Regions from separate parts of the Homo sapiens genome. Here region 1 is linked to region 2. A link is a loop called in an ENCODE intact Hi-C map of the cell type or tissue named here. Cell type or tissue: PC-9. All regions are shown on one strand.

What was found. Peaks named below come from ENCODE experiments on the same cell type or tissue, not always from the same donor. Only the 100,000 strongest peaks of a DNase experiment are listed, where the experiment ranks them.
Region 1: a loop joins it to region 2, with 25 times the contacts of the local background. A loop is called at or near these places in 19 of 110 quality-filtered maps.

The regions. Positions count from the first base shown.
Region 1 is chr11:19,074,917-19,082,916 of GRCh38, forward strand. No RefSeq gene overlaps it. Among named protein-coding and RNA genes, the nearest start is that of MRGPRX2, 18 kb to the left of the region's middle. RefSeq lists a silencer at 3,126-3,420. In PC-9, CTCF peaks have their summits at 2,242 (motif pointing right) and 2,441; DNase peaks (open chromatin) are centred at 2,665, 4,925 and 5,785; H3K4me3 peaks cover 529 bases; H3K27ac peaks cover 5,077 bases.
Region 2 is chr11:19,749,861-19,757,860 of GRCh38, forward strand. All of the region lies in intron 1 of NAV2 (neuron navigator 2), which reads left to right. Among named protein-coding and RNA genes, the nearest start is that of MIR4694, 6.2 kb to the right of the region's middle. RefSeq lists an enhancer at 7,155-7,707. In PC-9, no CTCF peak of the experiment used is centred here; a DNase peak (open chromatin) is centred at 3,931; H3K27ac peaks cover 2,314 bases.

The DNA.
Region 1 (8,000 bases), 670 kb before region 2:
TTGGAAGGCCGAGGCAGGCGGATCACCTGAGGTCAGGAGTTTGAGACCAGCCTGGCCAACATGGTGAAACCCCATTTCTACTAAAAATACAAAAATTAGCCGGGCATGGTGGCACATGCCTGTAATCCCAGCTACTCAGGAGGCTGAGGCAGGAGAATCGCTTGAACCTGGCAGGTGGAGGCTGCAGTGAGCCGAGATCGCACCATTGCACTCCAGCCTAGGTGACAGAGCAAAACTCTGTCTCAAAAAAAACAAACAGAAATCAAGAGACATTCTGGACAGCAGTCAGGCTACATTTGCATATAGTTGGTTGCCACATCAATGGCCAAGGTAAAAAGGTGAGTTGAGAATATACGAACTGGGTCATAAATGATGTGAACACAGCTAAGGACTTTCCCAGGACACCTGGACAGCAGGCCTCTGCCGACTCACCCTCTTTTTGTGCCCACTGAGTTGTGCTGCCTGGCACCTGAAAGGGCACATCAATGTTCTGGAGAAGGAAAAGGATGGCAGGAGAGTAACTGGTCTCTGCTCCCTCTTTGGGGCACACAGGGCTTCCAGAAATTCTTGCAAATGTGCCTGAGCCCACATAGGTGCTCTGAAGTAAAAACCACAGAGCTCACTCACACCCCAGAAGTGTTCCCAAATACATTCCCCCATGAAAATTTTCTCTAATATATTTAACTCTACCCACCCCCCAAACTGCTGATGGCAATTTAAAATATTATTTTCCATTCTGCCTCTGTTCTCATTTGTAGAACAGGGGAAGTCAGAGAAACATGGGCTGAGGGAAAATTCATGAGGACTTAGCCACCTGGGAGGTGTTTCTCAAGAGCTGCCAGTGTCGTTGGCTCAGCCAGGGCTCTTGGCGACATGGAGACAGAGCCAGGAGGGCAGGGCTCATGTCTGCTGTGTCTTGCTTCATTCTTAGGTTCTGTGTAAGAGTCCATTTGGAAACAGCTTCTGTGCTAAAAACAGAATTTGAGGGCTGTTGGGCTAGATAATTCCTAGATTCCATCTTGACTGCTACCTCCTAGGGCTCATTCATTCATTCCTCAAATATCACGCAAATACCAGGAGCTCTGCAGGCACTGAGGATCCAGCAGTGAATAAGAGTTATGGTCTCTGCCCTCATGGACCTCAAATACAATGTGAAAAAAGATGAAAAGTAAGAAAATAATGAATAAATGGAAAAATGACACATTATCATAGCTGCCATGAGGGAAATCAATAGGACAAGGTGATGGAGAGTCACTTGGGGGCTCCTTTGGATGGAGTGGTCAAGGAAGGATTCCCTGAGAAGTTTAAGCTGAGCCCAGGAGGATGAAAAGGAACCAGATTTGTCAAAAACCAAGGAAAAAATGTTCCTGGTGTAGGGAACTGCGAGTGCAAGTGTCCTGAAGCAGGAAAGAGATTAGAGTTTACTGTGGCTGGAGCAGAGGCAGGGATAAGTCAGACCTAAGGGGAGGTTTATTCTAAGTGCAAAGCCATTGGAGAGTTCTAAGCAAGGAAGAGGCACCATCTGATTTTCTCATTTACATTAAGCAGATCACTTTTCTGTGGAGAGGAGAATGCCTTGCAAGGGGCAAGGAGATCCACTAGGAAGCTATTGCAGAAGAGGGTGATAACTAGGGCTGGGGATGGCCATAGGGATGAGGAAAGTGGATGGTTTGAGGCAGAGCCAACTGGATTTGCTGAAGAACTGGCTGTGGGAGGTGGGTGCAGGGGTGAGAATTAAGTCTCCTGAAAGTGTGAAACAGACCCCGTTTTCCTACTTGGATGATATGCGTGCTCCCAGAGGTGCCTCACCCTCCATCCTCACTCACTGGAATACTTCTGTTTGCTTTTGCCACTTGTCACACTGGCTTCTCTGTGCTTGACACCCCAAACTCATTCCTACCTCAAGGCGTTGGCACTGCCTGGGCTGGTTGCCCTGAACTTCCCGTGGTTGGTAACTTCTTGACACTTGGGGCTCAGCTCAGCCATCTCCTCTCCCCTGCCCCAGCTGGCCTTTCTTGAACACACAACTTGTAGCCTGACCCACACCCTCCTCTACTCACTCTATTACATTACCCTGTTTTATGCTCTTTACTTTCATGATCTGGAAAGATCTTGTTCATTTATCTGCTTGGGATTTTCCCCATCTGCTTCCACTAGAATGTAAATTCCATGGGCAGGCAGCCCCTTGTCTGTCTCATTCAGCAGCTCTAAAGGGCAAGGCTGGCTGGGGGTGGCCCTGCAGTGCTAGGCCTCCTCCACAAGAGGGCGCACACAAAGTTTCTTTTCTGCTTTTGTCTAGACAATCTCTCCCGGAGTAAAATGAACAGAAAACAGACTCAAATTGCACACTTTACCTAGCTGGGTACACATGCTCTCATTTTTTTTTATATAGGTTTTTAATGTTTTGTTTGATAGTTTAAAACATGTTTTTCTGTGGAACTTCAGATGTTACCCTGAGACAGGGGAAGGGGGGAATCATAGGGACTCCGTTCCCGTCGGGTACCTCTCCATCGTGTGCTATGCTTAGGCTGGCTTTTGCCCGAAAGAACCTGTACTTATGTCTCCACTAACTGTAGCCAGTGATCTCCAAACAATTGGGACATAAATTAACATTTCCTTGATCCTAAGACCGTACTTGGCAATGACCCACAGATTTCTCAACCAACTGGGTAACTCTTGAGAAGGTTTCAGTTCAGTTTGATGAAAACAGGTGAGGGTTTAACCTATGTAATAATAAAGAACAGACAGTGCTGGTTGGTTATTCATCATTGCTCTATTATTGGAGGTAGCTTGAATTAGTGGAAAGAGCACTGGGAGATGCCAGATGTGGGTGTGAGTCTTCTTTTGAGTCTTGGCTCTGTCCATTTCTAGCTGAATGACTATAACTCTGTGAACCTGTCTCCTTCATTTGTGAGGATGACCAAGCTTTCATAGACATAAAAGGTATTTTGTAAAGAAGCATGCAGATGGTGGTGGTAGCACGTAGCGTGTTTATAATAATTGCTGCTAGCACAGTCATATTTGAGACCCCCTCACACTTGGACTGAAGGTGCCCCATGAAATGTGGAGCTGAGAGGGGAGCTGAGGAGTGTCTGAATGTGTCACCTAGATAAGGAAGAGGGCCAGAAGTTGGTGCCTGGAACTGGGAAAGGAATCCAGGGAATCCCAGAGCTAGGAAAAGCAGCACAAGAGGAATGGGTCAGGCAAAAGGATGATTCTGGAAGAATATTTATGACTGTTTCCTGCTGCTGGCACAGGATGCATTTAATAGCTGGGGGTGGACTGGACATTTTCTAAATTTTTGTCTAATAGGAAGTGTGTTGGCTTTCATAGAGGAAGCTTGAGATACTTCATCATTAGTAGGTACTTGGATTATTTTTCAAATCTGCCTGGTCATTTTTATATTCTTTTGTTCTTGACTCATTTTTTATTCTTTCTTTCTTGAATTAGTGGAAAGAGCACTGGACCATGCCAGAAGATGTGGGTGTGAGTCTTCTTTTGAGTCTTTCTTTAATATGTTTATTTAAACATATTAAACATAATTTTTCTATAGTCTATATGTATCCCAATATCTGAAGTCTTTGTGGGCCTGGTTCTATAATTTGCTGTTTCTGCTGCCACTGATTCATGGTGGTCTGTTTCCTTGCACACATCATTTTGATTGTGAGCCCCTAGTTTTTGGAATCTTATGATAATTCTATAAGGCTTGGCTTGAGGGTGCATTTCTGTAGGGAAGATTCCTGATTGCTTCTGTCAGGCGTCAGGACATACTGATAACAGAACAGAGTCCACTTTATTTTTTTCTTTTTCAAGGTCCACTTAAATTCAATTGATCATCTTGAGGGTTTTAAGACCATGTGTAAATTAGTGTCATTTCAGAATCCCTAGTTATGCAATGGTCAGCCAGTAGCACTGAAACCTCAGGGCACTATTTTCTCCCCCAACTACTGTAAATCAAGGTGGACACAGACACTTTTCCTTGCTGCTTAGTTATACTGTGCAGGTTTTATGTTTTGTTTGTTTTATTTTTCATCAATCATCCTTTTTCTCAGAGAGTATAGCTGTTTCTGAGTCCTGGCTTTATTCAGAGGGCTCTCTAATTTGACTCCCTGCACTGCATGGATATAAGGATTAGTGCAGAATCACCCCTTCATTCCTAGTAAAGTCCTGTGTGTAACAGGTCTAGGCCACCAGACGGTACAGAATTCCCCGGAGTGTGTGATAGTTTCTTCCCATGTATTCACTTGGGTCTGACTTTACTTCTGGCCTTAGGTTCCTCTTCCTTTATATGTTAGATCCTCACAGCAATCCCCAAAGGTATTTGTTTTAAAGATAAGTACACTAAGGATCAGAGATGTTAAGCAAATTTCCCAAAGTCACAAAGCTAATGAGTTGTTAAGCTGAGATTTGAATTCAAGCCTTCTGATGCCTCAAGATATATATTTTCAGCTACATCCATCTCTTTAACTTGTAGGACTTAGTCTTGGGAAGGGTTGTCTCAGGGTTGACGCAGGTGGTGGAGAGGGCTATACATGGCCCTGTGGCTCCAGAGGATGGACCCTTGAGCAGTGGGTGAGAATTACACAGAGATAAATGGAGGCTGGAGATCTGGAGCAGCTTCCAGCAAGTGTCTGACAATGAGAGGGAGTGAGTTCCCCATCGCTAGGGGTGTGAGATGACCATCTCTTCAAAAAACCCCTGCCTGGGGTGGCTGCAGAGAGCAACCTCTGAGTGTCCTTTGGCTCTGATAGCCTTAGCCACTGTCATTCTCTTGGTCAGCCCTGGACATCCCTGGAAAGGATGACTCAGCTGTCCGTTTTAAACAGGGTAGTTCAGAAGAATACATTCCTGGTTATTCAAGTTTCTAGGGAGTCCTTGGGAAAGGCTCGGTTGATGAGGAAATCGTTGGGGGGTGATTAACAACTCTTGGATCAGCTCCTTCCTCCTTTGCCAGCCTCACCCAGCAGCCTTTCACAGGGGCCTGTTTTCTTCTAAACACACAGAATGAAAGAATGTGACACATCAGGTTTTAATCTTGGGTCTCAGCCCAGAAAAAAATTTGAAACCTGAAACAAGTGAAACCCATTAATTTACAATTAAATTTCAAAGGGTTGTTCCCCCAAAGTGCCTACTTCCAACCAAATAATTTGAGCTCAGAGCCATAAATTATGTGATGTGTTTTGTCCCCAGCCTGCGAAGTGTGCTGGATTAGTAGCCCAGCCTGGGGCTTCCAGCTATCTCCTCCTTCAGACTGAAAGTCTTCTAAACTATGAATGGTACAAGTAATGATTCTCATTTGTACAGAAGTTGCAATTGACAGAGCACTTCCATGTTACTCACATTTGAGCCTCCAAAGACTCCATGTGGGATAAGGCATTACATAGATGAGGAACACAAGTCTTGGGGAGATGGAAACGTTGAGGGACTTGAGCAAGACACACGGTTTCTAAGGAGCAGATCCAGGACCTGAATCCAGATTTCTTGATTATCTTTTCAGAGAAGATAATTTAACTACTTTCATCAGTGCAGCCTCCTCAGAATAATTAAATCTTATGCAGGAGAAGAATTTAATTTTTATAACTGGAAACAAAAATGCTTCAATAGATCCTCTTAGGCTACAACCATTCCCAATCTCCCTCCATTACTCCTCCCCTGTATCCCAGCAGAAAACCCTTTTAGGGCTCCACTGTGGTTATAACAATGTGCATTCCTCTTCTCACAAGTGACGACAGTGTCACGTGGTGGCTGAGCGCACAGGGCCAAGTCCTGCCTCCTCTTCAGCTGTGGCCTTGGACAAGTTAGCTAACCAACCTGAAGCTCAACTTCATACTGCTGACCTTGAGGGGATGTGGTGATGACTAAATGACATAAAGTACTGGAGAGCTTAGCACAGTCTGCAGCATGTAAGTGCCCCATAAATGCAGATTGAACATAGCTGTACAAAACAAGGACTGTAGGTCAAACCCCAGGACTGCAAAGACTCCATTCATTCCAGCAGCTTTGACTGAACACGTGCTTTGTGCCAGACGCTTCCGTGTCATTACTCATTGACTCCTCACAACAATCCTATGAGGCAGGTGTTATTATTCCCATTATACACATGGGGAAATTGAGGCTTACTTGCCAGCTACTTTGCTTTCATCTGTGTCAGAGCTGGGATTTGAATTCAACTCTGTGTGACTTTTGTTCCAGTACTCTACTGTGCAGTATGCAGAGATTTGGAGAGAGTACATTATAGATTAGGAGTGGTGACAGGAACCCCTAAATTGGGGTGTCTAGGGACTGGACCTGAGCTGTGGCTCTCCCACACTTGCTCTGCAGCTTTAAGCCAGACACATCAGTTTTCTGGGTCTTGGTGGCTTCATCTGTAATCCAAAGAGTTTGGAAAGATCATCTCAAAGATCCTTTCCAGCTCTGGCCTGCTAAGAAGCTCCTCAGATTTCAGAAAAGACTCACGGATATGATGCTGGAACAGAGGAAGCATACCAGTGGCCCCTGAAATTTCAAATCAGTTTTGCCTTTTGAACTCTGAGTTTCTGCATGAATTCAGAATCTGCCAGAGGAAAACTCTCTAATTATCCTACAGGGATTAGCCCAGCTAGTAATTACCCATATTATTTTTAATTGCATTTTATAAGGTACCTTTCATCCAAGATCTCAAAGGGCTTCTCAAATATTCATTAGCTGAACCCCACCTCCTCCCTGTGTGGATATGAAAGACAGAGACTGATTTTAATGTCAGAAAGAAGATGTGGCAGGGAGAGAAAAAGGGACTGAGATCCTGGGAGTAATATTACCTCTGAGTTTAAAGGAGAGAAGAGCAGAAATATGCCAGAGAAATGCTCACCTTTGGAAGGAGTTCATGGGATATTTGGTCAAGAGCAGATGGGTCAGGAAATGTTCCTCCTTTTTAAAAAATCAACTTCTGCCAGGGATGGTGGCTCACACCTGTAATCTCAGCACTTTGGGAGGCTGAGGCAGGAGGAATACTTGAGCCCAAGAGTTCATGCAATCAACTTGAACTCCTGTTTTGTTTTGTTTTGTAGAGATGGGGTCTCACTATGTCCTAGGCAACATAGTGAGACCCCATCTCTACAAAACAAAACAAAAACAAAAACAAAAACAAGAAATTAGCCAGATGTGGTGGCATGTGCCTATAGTCCCAGTTATTTGAGAGGCTGAGGTGGAAGGATCACTTGAGTCCAGGAGTTGGAGGCTGCTGTGAGCCGTGATGGTGCCACTGCACTCCAGCCTGGGCAACAGAGTAAGACCCTGACAAAAACAAAACAAAACAAAAAACCAAAAAGAAACAAACAAAAAAAACCTTCTGTCTGTAAGTGCTTAAGAGAGGGTCATTCGGTTTATTGCAGTTCAATTCCATTGAATCATTGGCTTTATTTCACTTTAGACTTATTCATCATCAGCTGTCCTTTGAGGAGTCAGCAGCATTCAGACATGTGCTACATAATGTGAAGGATGTAAGTGAAGCAAGATTGCAGATTTGGGCACGTTGGTTTAAGCAGCAAAGGCCACAGGAACCTCCCAGAAGAGCCCTAATAGGCTTCCTTAAATGAATGGCTGAAGCCAAGGCCAAGATGTTCAGCATGTGGCCAATGGTTGCCACAATACTTCCCTGGCAGTAGGTAGAGAAAAAGTAAATCTGGGCACATATGCTAAGTCCAGGAACCCGACTGACAAATGACATCAAAAGATCATTTTGAGTAGCTCATTATGGGGCCACTCCTCTCCTTCACTCCCAACTCCCCTCCACCAAGGAGCTAGGGTACTCTTACTAAGTTCCCATCATTCTTGTTCCAATGAGTGGATAGAGGATGTCACTGTGGAGTCTGAGAAGCTTCACTCGGGTTGGATGAGGAGCCAGCAGTCTTCTCAGCTGGTCTGTGAGTTCCTGAAAGACAGGACTCTGCCTACCTACTCACCATTCTTTCCCCAGCACACTAGCTGGGTGCAGAAGGGTGGATGTTCAGAACATATTTGCT
Region 2 (8,000 bases):
TCTGCGGAGAGGCCTGCCTCACGTCTATGGCTTTGAGGGAGCAGAGCATTCAGATACTTTGTTTCTGCTGGTGGGCCATTTGAGCCAATGGCTAGATGAAGCTTTGTTCTTGACTCTTGAAAATTATACTCTGATGTACTTCAAAGGGATTCTAATGAGGACATTGGAAGCACAAAGAATTCAGCTTTGCAAAGTCAGTTCTCAATTCCATAAAGTTCGGCATTACTTGATTTCTCTAACGAACCTCTTCGCTCTCCCTTGCCTGTGTCTGGGTGAGGATTGTCTTAGAGGACATTGATCATTTTCACCTTCATTTTCCATTTTTGCTTCTGGTATGCTCATCTCACCCCCAGTTTTATCAACAGCTCCTCTGCATTCTTTTCTCTCTTCACATGCAAGGTTTGGCAGAAATGGCCTTCGTTTCTAAAATGTTGATTAAAGACATTTTCTGAAAATCTATCAGTCCCAAACCTTCTCACTTATACACATCTTTTTCTCTCACAACTGCCATGTGTCTCATTTTCTCCCCAGGTATTTTTCTGTCGTTCCCTTGACCTTTCAAACAATGCTTTGGCCGTTGCCAGTAAAGAACTCACTCAGGCTTGCTGTCCTAGACTCTGAACACATCTGCCACCTCTGTCCAGGTAGTTTTAATATTAGTGAGATATGGCTAACTCTATCCCACCTTCCTGCTGCCTTGGGAGCCCTCACCCACTCTGTTAATGCTGCTTCCAGAGCATTCCCCAAAGTAGGAAGTTATAGAATGTCCCGTGTGGAAGGGGCTTTATACTGAGTTCTATCTCTCACTTCAGATAGAGTAACTGAAGACCAGAGAGGGAAAACAACTTGCACAGTCACAAAAGGAGGCAGAGACAGAGTCAGAATAGGGTCCCAGGCTCCTCTTGGCCCTTTCCCTTTGAGAATTCATTTCTATACACAAATGCCACACAGGAATTCAGGATCCTTATTGAGTCGGCATTGCTGCTCTCATTTGTGGAGCATTAGCTATATACTATACACTGTGCTAAGTGCTTTTTATGTATGCTTCATCTGATTCCCACCAGGTACTCTATAAGATGAAATCCATTTTGCAGATGAAGACACTGAGGCAATGGTATGCTGAGGCTGGCTGGTACTATCTCTTGAGAGCCAGTTGTGTGCATCTCTTCCCAATTTCACATTCAGTGACATCATGTTGCTAGCTAAAAATAGACTATAGCAAGAGTATTTACACCATGGAAATTGGCAAATGCTACAAATCAGAGCATTTCTTTATCCCCTTTCCTCCCAAAGAAGATCCAGTTTCCCAGCGCACCACTTAGCTTACATATTAGCTAAGCAGCTTACCCAAGGGCACACAGCAGGGAGGTGACAGAGCTGGGACTTTTATCCAGGGCTCTGACTTCGGAGTCTGAGCTCTTAACCAATACTCATACTGCTAGTCAACAAGGACAGGTTTTCAGTGACTCATTTACTCTTAGACTGGAGATGATGAGTAGGAGAAAGCAGCTGCCAGGGGTCTGGTACATAGGATGGTAGCAAGGTGTGGGGTACCCATATCTATAGAGACCGTACCCCGCCAGCTAGAGAAGGATGCCCCCAGAAGTTTTCCCAGATCTCACTCCACACCAACCACATCAGCTTCCTTACTGTTTTCCAAGTTTTTCAAGCATGCTCCCAACTCAGGGCCGTTATTGTTGTTCCTGCTGTCTTAAATGCTTTTCCACCGATAAACACGAGCTTGCTCCTTTACTTCTTTAGTATGTGTGCTCTTTCTTGACCAACCCATCTAAACTAGCACCCCAATATTCTCTACTCTCTTCCTTTATTTTCATAGCATGTATCACTACCTGTTTTCAAAGCACGTATTTGCTTTTTGTCCTTCTCTTTCAGTGGAATGCAAGCCCTGTGAAGGTTGGAGCTGTCCCTGTTCACTGTTGTAGCTTCAGAGTAGAGAGCAGAGAGGGATTAGATAGGAAAATAAGTGAATCTCAGCTGTATTCTACTCCACATGCCACCTTTCTTAGACTTGACCCAGGTGGTCAACTACTAGCTCACACATTCACCAGTAAAGGCAAAGGGCTTTCTCCTTGGTTCTGTGATCTCGTAGGATCTTCAAAGTCTAAAACCATCTTCTTTCCACCTTGGAGCCTCTTCTTTCATGTTCTCACCGTCCCTCTGAAAATAGGCCAACAGTCATATTTGTTGGTGCTGATTTGCAGACAGATAATAGATCAAACATTTTCAGAAGGAACCTTTGGCCCCAAGAACTAATTACATCCCCATCTTGGAAGGTGACTGTCCCTGTGTCATTTAAACTGTGTAAGAGAATGGTGGAGGCTGAGTGTGACCTTTGGCAAAGCCCACACGAGGGTACTCAGGGAACAGCCAGCAATGGGAGAAGCTGCAGTGAGCCCTGGCCTGGGTACCTGTGCACTTATTTTCACCTGGAGGGCCACACTGATGTTGTTTCCTGCATTTCTTGGGTCATGTCCAGCAGTAAATGCATAATCACTCTTACATACCCATGCACATATACATACACTCAACTTCCTTTCTCATTTCAAAAATCTTATAGAAAATGTCAACCATAGGGATGGGAAAAGGATGATTAATAATCACCTGCAATCCCACCCCTGAGATAAAAATTGTGAATATTTTGATCAATTTCCTTTTAGTCATTTTTTTCCTACTAATTAACATCTGTATATTTTGTGACCCATATTTTTAAAAACTTAGTACATCATGAACACCTTTTCATGTCATTAAGGATTTTTATACACAGTCACTTTTAGTAGCCAGAAAGTAGTTGTATGAAGGTACCATGATTTGTATAACTCATTCCTGACCATTGGACAGGAATGTTGTTTCCAGTTGTATATTATCACAGATAATACTATGAGGGGATTTCTCATTGGTAAGTATTAGACAAACAGTGGTTATTCTCATGGTTATTCACTTCAATCATTGTAAACTCAATGCCATGGACTGAATTGTGTTCCCCCAAATTCATATGTTGAAGCCTTAATCCCCAATCTGATGGTATTTGGAGGTGGGGCCTTTGGGAGGTAACGAGGTTGAGATGAGGTCATGAGGCTGAAGCTCCCATGATGGCATTATTGCTCTTATAAGGAGATGAAGGTATTAGACTCATTCTTTCCACCATGTGAAAATAAAGTGAGAAGACAACTGCCTGTGAATCAGGAGGAACACCGTTACCAAGAACCTAACCATGCTGGCACCAGATCTCAGACTTCCAGCCTCCAGAACTGAGAAATGAATGTTTCTTGTTTAGGCCACCCAGTCTACGGTATTCTGTTATAGCAGTCCAAGCTGAGTAAGACACTCCCCACTTCATGAGTCCTTCACTTGTACTTATTAGAATGGTACCTTCATCTTGACCATGATTTTGCCTCTAGGCCTTTGCATATTCTGTTCCCTCTGTTTGGATAGCCCTTCCCCCTCAAGCCTCTTTATCTTATTTCCACAGATTTTTTCTTACCACCCCCACCCAAGCATACATTTTTTTATATTTTGATATCTCTGAAATGGGGATGAATTGAAGGGTCATTATGCATATTTGTGGTAGTAAGTCATAGACTGGAGACATAGAATTCCTCTTCATTGTCTAAGGCTCAGCCCAGGCAGTTCCTCTTTGGGTTTAGGCTCTCTTCTCTGGGTTGCAGTAACCTCCAGGCTACTCTGTCATTGCATTAGTCAGACTATACTGTATTTGTCTGCTCATTGGTCTCCCCCTGCACGAGGACCTCCTTGAGAACAGCAAATGTGTCTTTCATTCCTTTGTCCCCTGCTCCCAGTAGCCCAGGCTCCAGGACAGTTGCTGAAGTCAGAACAGGTGGGGGTGGACCCAGCCCCTGATTATCTTCTGCCCTCTCCACTAATAGGCAAATTGAATTATTTCCTCATTCCAGGCCCATGGAGAGCTCCTTTAAGGAGCCCTTGGCGGGTGGGGCAAAGCATCTCACCTGTCCCAGCTTTGAGGTTAATGCCCATTTTAGGCCATGATTGGTGTATTTATTTGCTCAGAGGGAGGGTGGGGAGAAAGCTTGGTGGGTGGAGGTTTTGGTAATTCATGCCCGCATGACTATAAGAGAGCTTCCAGGAAACCACGTTACCAGCATAGCAATTGTTTTCACTGCATTTCAGAATGACATTCAAGAGTCAACAGAAATGCTTGAATTTCAACTTTACAAAAGGGCTTGCTAGAGATATCGCCTTTCCCCTCTGTCCCTTTTGCTTAGTCCAGGATACAATGACCATGAAAAAAGTTGGCCATTTGAGCTTTTCAATGCCCTTCCTCCCAACTTTTCCCCTTTCCCTACCTCTTTCTGGGCCTTTCTCTTTTTTCTGAGTTGATATTCCCTTATCTTCCTCTGCATGACTTTTAACTTTGCTTTTTATTAATTAACTCCAGAAGGAATAAGGTGCCTGTTACATGGGAACACACTGCACAAAGTTGGGAGAAGGGAAGATCATCCTTTCTGGCTGGGAAGGTGGGTAAAGGCTTCGTGCAGGAGGCAGCTGATTCTTGAAGGCTGGGTAGGATTCAAACAGATGAAGAAGTGGTGAAGGAAGAGGATAAGTCATTCCAAGCCTAGGCAGGAGCAAGGCATGGTCAGGAAGGTGAGGGCTGAGGCTGAAGCAAACATTTATTTATAATGTTTACAGACTACCTGCAGTAAGCTGGCAACTTTCTTAAGTGAGTAAACCAGATGTCACTCAGGTCCCTGGTTCTCCAGCTCATGTGTCTGCATGGGCTTTCTTCATTTTTACCCCATGACAACAACCCAGACTCTAAACTCAATACATTTACAAGTTTGAACCAAAGGAATCCATGATTATAAAAATATTGGTACCCAATTTAGATTTGACTGGTTATTTTGTAGAGGACATGGAGGATTGAGCTCATCTTGTATACTTCACTGCAAGCAACTGAAAATATCCATTAGAGGTTTCTGTTTTCTCAGAGAACTCCCCTTAGCCTACCGTGGTATGGAGGAGTGTTGCTGTCTCCTTCCCTCGCTTACTTCCTTGCTGGCCCTTTTCTCTCCTGGATTCTTTCCTGTGAACTCTGCATTCCTCACCCTTTGTTAGCCAACTCTTGCCACCGTCACCCACAACTTGCAAACTACAGATCCATTGTGTTAATCGACAGGATCAATGATCCAGATCATTGTGTCCAGATCATGGCCCTTGGGATCCACTCTTCTGCAAGAGGTTGATTTAGCTGTACTTTCCAAACAAATGCAATGTCTTCCCCAAGAAAATTCTGATGGCGAATGTAGTCTCCCTGTTGTTACGTGTACATTTTCACATTCAACTCACCACAACAGTCCTTCTAATATCTTCATTTTACAGAGTAGACAACTAAAAATAAGAGAATTGGCTTGCCCAATGTCACACAGCAGCCAAAATGGTGGAGGTGAAATCTGAACTCTGTCATTCTATTTTTTTAAAATGTGTAAGAGCTACATCCCATGCATGGACTGTGAGGAAGGTGACTTTGATGGAAGAAAGGCTAGACATGTAGGTTGTGACCTGTATTTGTTTCCTATGGCTACCATAAGAAAATACCATGAACTGGTGGCTTAAACCAACAGAAATTTATTATCTCACAGCTCTAGAGGCTGATGAAAGTCCAAAATCTGGTTGTTGGCAGGATTGGTTCCTTCTAGAGCCTCTGGGGAAGGACTCGCTCTATGCTTCTCTCTTAGCTTCTAAGGTCGCTGGCAATTCTTGGCATTCCTTGGTTTGTAGATGCATCACTCCAGTCTTTGGCTTCATCTTTACATGGTGTTCTTCTCTTCGTGTCTCCTGTATCTTCACATAGCCTTGTTATAAGGACACCAGTCTTTGGCTTTGCAACCCAATGTTGTGCTAAACTCCTATTATTCTCAGTAGGGAAGGCACCAGGTTCTAGAGGCCAAAGAAGAGACCCAGAGCCAGCAAATACGATATGGAGTTTTATTAGGGACTTACCTACAGGGCAGAGAATCTGGTGGCAGCAGTCTGGACAGGACAACCACCTTACATATAGAAATGGTCCAGCGGCAGCAGGCTGGACAAGATAACTGCACAGCCTAGTGGTGGCTGGCTGGGCAGGAAAATCACAACTGCTTTCAAAAAGACTGTAGTTTCTACATCACTTAACAGCCTCCCCTTAATGACCTCCACGTGGCAACTTTCATTTAACCTAGAGCTCAGAGCCTCAATCTCCTGTACAGCTCTTGTTCTATGGGACGGGATGGGGGCTCAGATGTTCCTCATGGGCAAGGAATGAATCTGTGGGTTGGTTACGTCTGGATTCCCTGGCTCAGAACGCACATTCAGGTGTTTCTGCCAGACAAGGTCATTCTAAGGGTATGCTTAAATTATTGCTATAAGGGGCACTTACCCTACACCCACCCTAATCCAGGATAAACTCATTTTAACTAATTAAATCTGTAAAGATCATAGTTTCAAATTAGGTCATATTCTGAGGTTCCAGGAGGACATGAATTTTTGGCAAGACATTATTCAGACCAGTACAGGACCAGTTCATGAAGAGTCTAGAAGGTATTACCAAGAAATTTGGACTGCGCGCAAGGGGCAGTCATGAAGGGTGACTGAGGGAAAGAATAACCAGAGTCAACCTGAAACCCCCAGGAATCTGATTGGCTCCGTGTTCTTTCTTTCTCACCCAGCTCCCTATGCCTTGTTGCTTTATTAAGGAATTAAACAGGGTGGGCGTCCATCAGCAGATGAGTGTTTTTTGAGAGTGGCAGCCTTTTCTTCTTTTTGGAAACTTTGCATTTGCCTCTGTTGTGCCTTGGACTAATCAGTATGCCGCGTGAAACTATTTAAAGCCTGATGCATTAGTCACAACAAATCTGCTCCTGCTGGGAGTTAAAAAGGCTGATCAGGGCGCCAGTTTCTTTTTGGTGAGCACAGTTTGTTTTTCCCGTTACTTCATTTGCATCCAGCCCCTTGGATTTCTCGGACTTCACGCACAGAGCCCCTTTCCTGAATTGCCCCTGGTACAGAGAGAGCTGCCAAGGCCTGGTCAGGCCACCTTTGAAAACCTTTCTGAGGACAGAGGCTGAGACAAGGCCAGGGACCAAAACAGGAGGGGCTGCTGGGCTGGACTGAGCTGGGCTGGGCTGGGCTGATCCACGGGGAAGACCCTGATGCCCAGAGAACACACTGTGCCAGCTGGAAACTGTTGATAAAGCCTGTGGTGACCACTTCAGCGCCCTGCTCTGACCTTTTCCCATCTAATGTGGGGCTATTTTAATGTTGTTTTGAAGCTGAGAGAGCACCAGAACCTTGGGCCTGCTCTCCTGGTGGAAACCACAGGCTTCATCTGCCTTTGTGGTGTTGCCAAACCCTTGACTGTCCTATAAGGGAGCGGGCTTGAGAGTAACACAGTTGGCCTCAACGCGTGTGTGGAGGCCTAGGGCTCCTGTTTATTTTTAGCAGGAGTACTCAAGCAGCATGGCAGAGTTTCTCCATACTGCCTCATAAGGTGTCCTCAGATTCTGGGGCTGCAGGTTGCACAAGAGAGCAACCCTGGGGTGGTGACAAGAAGAGAGTTTGAATTTCTGAATTAAAGGCTTTTGCTCCTCTGCCTCGGGTTAACTGTGTGACCTTAGGCAAGTTGCTTGACCTCTCTGAACACCAGTTTTATCAGCTATAAAGTAGAGTGGGTAATTCCTCTTTATCGTAAGATTCAGCAGCATGAACTAAGAGGATTTCTGGGAAAGTGCTTCATAGGCTGCATGGTGTGTGATGGGAAGGTATAAGGGACATGAATAGCCCTGTATCTGGTGCACAGTAACAGCTTACACTTATTGAGGGTATGGTATGTGCTATACATTGTTCTGGGTACTTTTCATGGATTGTCCTATTTAATCTGCACAAAAGCCCTAAGAGATACTGTTATAATCTCTATTTTACAGATGAGGAAACTGTGGCTTAGAGAATTTATTTGCTGAAGATCA